Regions from separate parts of the Homo sapiens genome. Here region 1 is linked to region 2. A link is a loop called in an ENCODE intact Hi-C map of the cell type or tissue named here. Cell type or tissue: IMR-90. All regions are shown on one strand. Each heading gives the region's core, and the rest is flanking DNA. Links, peaks and the distances in the headings are about the cores only.

The links. Hi-C counts contacts between places; a loop is a spot of excess contacts. Peaks named below come from ENCODE experiments on the same cell type or tissue, not always from the same donor. Only the 100,000 strongest peaks of a DNase experiment are listed, where the experiment ranks them.
Region 1: it touches region 2 in a loop (12-fold over the local background); 1 of 110 quality-filtered maps calls a loop at or near these places.

The regions. Positions count from the first base shown.
Region 1 is chr15:81,641,121-81,644,049 of GRCh38, forward strand. LOC102723985 (a long non-coding RNA gene) reads right to left here. Exons shown (of 3, transcript XR_007064738.1): 2 at 889-2,929. Among named protein-coding and RNA genes, the nearest start is that of TMC3, 270 kb to the left of the region's middle. In IMR-90, for the core only: no CTCF peak of the experiment used is centred there; a DNase peak (open chromatin) is centred at 1,481; H3K27ac peaks cover 1,726 bases.
Region 2 is chr15:81,938,259-81,941,187 of GRCh38, forward strand. All of the region lies in intron 3 of LINC01418 (long intergenic non-protein coding RNA 1418), which reads right to left. Among named protein-coding and RNA genes, the nearest start is that of LINC01418, 27 kb to the right of the region's middle. In IMR-90, for the core only: a CTCF peak has its summit at 1,533 (motif pointing left); DNase peaks (open chromatin) are centred at 1,553 and 2,323; H3K27ac peaks cover 600 bases.

The DNA of each region.
Region 1 (2,929 bases), core at 203-2,702, 300 kb before region 2:
TTGGGTTTGGGGTACTTGGGGAAGGAAAGAGAGATAGTGGAGAGAAGAATATATTTTTTAATAAATATCTCAGTTTCCTTCTCATTTGTGAATATAAGTTTTTTGTACTTCAATTTTTGATGAGTTACAGGTTTTCAATCACAGATTTTTATCTAGATTTTTCCACCTAGTACATGTTTCCTTGGGCAAGTAATTTAACGTCCCTGAGTTCCACTTTCTTTATCACTGTAACGTGGTTGATCATGCCCCTGTGACAAGGAGACTGAGATCATAGTTAATTGAGATTGAGTGACATCTGCATAATTTTAATAGTAAACTATTTGGAATCTGTACTTCTATTTTTATGGTCTTTGTATACCTTTGTTATGATATAAATGAATATAATTTTATGTAGCTATTGAAAAATAGTTACATTAAAATGTTCTGTAGAACTACCCTGGTCTAAAATCAGGTTTCTTTGCTAGGTAATAAAAATATTTCCCCCGAGGCAGTTCTGGGAAAGTATTATAATAGTCCAAAATTGTACCTTTGCAGAATATAAAATAACTAATAAAAAGATTTTGTAATTGTAGTTCCTTATGAATTATGTGAATTACATTAAATATTTTTAAGAACATTTTCCTTGCGTGAATAAAGCTTTTTATGAACTAACGTCTCAACTAGTGAGAAGGTTATGCTGATCTCAGCTTATACCAGCAGGTCACAGTAGCAACTACATTCTTAACTTTTAGAGGTATGAATTTGCTCTCAAGTTCAATTTTTTATCTAAATAATTTAAATATGATTCTGAGTCCCCACTAGCCTGAATGACAGAATGTTATTAGTCAGAACTGAGACTCCCTTCCTGATTTTATTTCGGAATGAAACAAGTCCAGGCTGGGGTCGTACCTGTCTTGGCAAGTCACGCTCCAATCCATCCATTTCTGCAGCCATCACCTTGGGCATCCTGTTCCAATGAGGCATACAGCAGTGCTGAGAATAAAGCGCTTATTATGTACGGTCGTCTGGGTTGGGCACTGTGGGAGACTGGGAAAAAATAGGGTATAACCCTTGCCCTCCGTGAAGTACAGGAAAAATCTCGGTGTCAAAAATGTAAAATTTCCAGCCATTTGGCCATAGATGTTACTTTTAGTGTAACCACAACCAGTATCAAATGGAAATCTGGCTGTAAAAAAAACAGAACTGTGAAACATTTAGAAAAGAGTAATGAAAACAGCAGAAAATTCAGTTCTCAGCAGAATTCTGTCAACAGAAGAAATTCTACTTCCACAAATTCCTTAGTTGAGAAAGGCGTGCAGAGGGCTTCCCAGGCCATCTATAAAACATGAAACCAAGAACAGAGCAGATGAAGAAAGGTTTCTATTTTCTTTCTGATTTAGCCTTAACTTGTGGTTTATGTTTTTTAAAAAAATGGTCTAAGCTCTTCTCGGGACCATTACAGGACTGTGCAGCTATGTGCTTGCACTAACATTGTTTATTTCAGAACATCTGTGCCATAATCTTCGGTCATGCCTGTGGAATATATGAGGTCATCTCTTTGGATGTTTATATAGCTGAGGAATAATCAAAACCAATGCACCAGGGATGGATACCCTTTCCCAGATTTTTAAGCACTTTTGCTCCTTTCATATCACCTCTTAAGTTTGCTCAACTCAGCACTGTGGGCACGGTATGCTCTCAGCAAAATGGGTGTTGAACTAATTAATCAGTATAATCTGGCTCAACTTTTGCCAATCTCACCCCTCCTCCCTACACACACGCACACACACACATACACACACACACTGCAAAGCACAAGAGAAAGATAAGCAATATGGAATTAAAATGAGCTGAGTTCTCTCTTAGCCCTGTCATTACCTACTTCTGTAAACTTAGGCAAGCCTAACCCTCCATCTGTTACCAGGATGAGCTCTCTTTGCTCCTCTTGTTTTAAAGATACTTCTTTGACTTCTTATCATATACAGACACAGTCCAAAGATCTTTCATGTTGTAGCTGCTGCCTGCCTTTCCAGAATCACCTTTCACAATCCCATAAAAATGGGCCCTGCTGGTAGCTGCCCTGCACTGCCTGCAGACCTTGCACTTGGACAAATTCTCTTTCTCTTGCCTCCATGTTTTGGGGGCACCTGGCTGAATGTTGTCACCTTCTCACTCCATCCTCCTCCTCCCTCAGCACCTCAAACACATCCTTATTGTCGCTCTAGAGTTGCAGCTGCAGTTGACCCAAAAAGAGCTCAGGGCCTAGAATAGAAGAAAATCATCAATACTGGAGTTAATGGATTGTGGTTTTGTTCAAACTGGGAAAGACAATGCCCTTGGTTGGCAGGGTCAGTGTATCCATTTCACATTAGGAATTGGTTTCTTCTTGGATTGGCATCATTTTGCCACCTTCAAGATCTTTACCTACTTTAAGGTTGTTTGTTTGTTTGTTTGTTCGTTTGTTTTGGTTCTGGTCATGTCACCAGGGATCAACACAAGCAGGACCTGTCTCCTGGTGGCAGTGTGGTGGCACATGGCTGGTGTCTTGCTTTATGTAGGTGCTGCTGACACCTTGAGTTCTCACCCTAGAGGCCACTGTACTTTTTCTCCCACAGAAGTAGTTTCTCCACCAGTGTCTTCTGGAAGCACACACCTAAAGGCGAATTATTCTTAAAATACCCCTTTGTGCAACTATTCCCCTTTATACGCTGCCCTTTTAGGAAAGATAATGACGGAAAGAATCAATAGAAACCCCAAATAGAGAAAAAGCCTGTAGCAGCGTTGAGAATCAGCTTTGAGGCATTGCTGTTTTCTAGAATGTAGGGGGATCACACTGAAGGCACAGTGTCAAGAGCTGACTCATCACTTTTCTTTCCTAGAAAGTGATGCAGAGTAAACGGAGCAGAGGAGTATTTCACCAACATCTCTGAATTAGAGAGAGGCAAGAGTT
Region 2 (2,929 bases), core at 291-2,790:
TTGAGTCTGAAATTTGTGAACATGTACAAAAGGGAAACGTTCAACCCTAGGCAACCCTTGAAAGTGAAGAAGGCAGTGGAGGACTTGTGTGTATGCATATGTGTGTGCCCGTGCATATGACGTGGACATGTCCATGTCCATTTATATACATGATGCGGAGATGGTAAAAAAGAAGGCAAGGGGTGAATAAGTAAGAAATTTAATAACATTTAAAATCGGTTTGTATACTAACTTCTGGAGTGTTCTTTGGGGAAACACTTGAAGGTCATTCATTTTCCTTTCCTCTGGACTCCAATCTACTTGGTGCATAGAATTGCGAGGTGCTTTGGTGGTGAGCCACTCAGCATCCACTCACCTCTCTCCCATCTTAACGGCACCCAATTTTTGTTCAAATCCTCCAGCTCCCTCACAGAGCCCTTGTGCTTTGAGGAACATTGACCTAACACTAGTGCCCCAGGTGAATCCTGATTGGTCTAATCCAATCAGGGTCATCCCATCTCCCTACCACAGGGGTTAACCAGGTAATTGGCCTAAGCCAATTAGTGCCAGGCTATCCCCAGCCTCAGCGACTGATCTTCATAACCTTGGCGTAGGCCAATGTTTCTTTTAAAACACACACACACACACACACACACAAACATAAAGGAAAAGATTGGCAAATTGAGCTTCATTAAATGAAGACTGTCTATTTATCAAGACACCATTAAGAGAGTGAAAGGCAAGCGACTGAGTGGGAGAAGAGGATTTTCATGCAGCACGTATAAAGAACTCCTACCTATCAATCTTTAAAATGAGAGACAACATGTTCAACCCTAGGCAACGGTCTTGAACAGGAACTTCACAAAAGAGCATATCCAAATGGCCAAAATCCATGAAAAGTTTCTCTACATTATTAGTCATCAGAGAAATACATGTTAAGAACACAATGAGACATCTCTATACATCTGCTAGATCATGTTTAAAAATTTCATGTAACAATACCACTTACAGACAAAGATGTTGGGCAAATGGAACTTTCATAGACACCTGGTAGAAGTAGAAAGTGATACAGCCACTTCAGAAAACTATGCCAGTATGTACTAAAGCTACAGGTATGCCTACCCTATGACCCATCAGTTCTATTCCTATACACATATCCAAAGAAATCGCATACATATATACACCAAAATACATTATAAGAATATTCCTAGTATCATTATTTTAATAGCCAAAATTGGGAATGATCCAAATGTCCATTAATAGTGGAAAAGGCATCTGGGGTGTTGGTAATATTTTATTTATTAATCTGGGTAGTGTTTATACAAGTACTTGCCCACATTGATCTAAAAAGTGGAAGGATTTCAAACTCAAGTATATCTGACTTCAAAGGCCTGTCAATTACAGTATTTTAATAAATGTGAGTATGTAGTGGTGATGAGGTCGACTTTAAAATGTGTATGAATTGAAACATGTTCCAATTACGTCTCCTTTTATCATCCTTTTGGTGACCAAAATTATACAACCATGACTAAGAAACTACTGCCACCTAGTGGCACCCTTCCCTAATTGCAGGATAAATTATTGTGAGCGTGACTCAACTTCAAGCGTGTACAGTCAACTTAAAATAGCATGATGACAACAAAAACTTTCGTTAGATTTCCCCACACCCACCCAATATTTGTTTCTACTTATGGAAAGCAATCACTTCTTACTCAGATAGCTTCATCTGAGTAATGTAAACATTTTGTCTTTATCCTATTCTTTTTATATATAAAAATAGTTAAAATGATTACCTGCCAATCATTGAGCAGTTACTACATGTCAGACATTGCATTAATACCTTTGCATGGATTATGTCATTTAGTTGTCATAACAATTCTCTAAGGAGTCTACTACTATTATACCCATTTTAGAGATGAATAGACATAGATATGTTGAAGTTTCCCAAGGTCAACATAGCTAAGTGATCAAGTTGGAATTTTAATCCAGATCTGCAGGATTTCAACCCTCTTGCTCTCCTATCTTCCAAGCATCCAAGTTGGATATTTTTTCTTCAAAGTAGGGAATCCAGAAATGTGAGTTCCAGTGCTGGAGGTGACAAGAACTCACTGTGGACCATAAGCAATTCACTTCACTTGTCAGAGACTCAATTTTCTTATCTGTAAATTAAAAATCTTGCCCAGGTGATCTCTGAGCCTCCTTCCCACACCATCACCTAATAGCTCCTGATCACAGAAGAAAGGCATTAATCTAAGCCACTGGCAATATGTTTTTGTGGTTTGGTGCAACTATTTTTAGACCATCACAGAATAAGAGCTCATTTCATGGAGCCAGTCACAAATTTCCCACAATCTTTGGGGGAAATCCAAGCCTGGGTGATTCTGGTGCTTAATGAGATGATGTAATGCAGGAAAATATATAGCTGGAAGAAAATTTTATTGGTGTGAGTAAATGTGCATTTTCAAGTGAATTACAAGACCTTAAGAAGTAAATGTATATGCCCCAGGGGAGAAATCACCTAAGACTTTAAAACAGAGCATGTAGTGTTCATTTGTAGGCATTCTAAGAACCTTTGCAGATGTGAAGGAAAAGGAAAAATTGTGCAGAACCTTTAACCCTAGAAAGAAAAACAAATGACCTCAGAAAAATATCTTCAACTAAGTAAATTGAGGATACCCCATGACAGGTGCAACTGTCAGATAAAGGGGCTTTATAATGCAACATGAGCTAACATATTCATTCAGGAGAGGTGCACTTATGTAAATCTGCTAATGGGAAATCTACAGGATTAGCAACTTTAAAGAATAATGCATGAAACTAGTCTGGCATTTAAATGATGAAGCATGCACTCTCTAACATGCCTATGTTTTTTTTAAAAAAAAAAGGCATGTTGTCTGACGCAAACACAAGAAGTAGCATTCTGAGTCATGTAAATTTCTTGAAGTTTTTC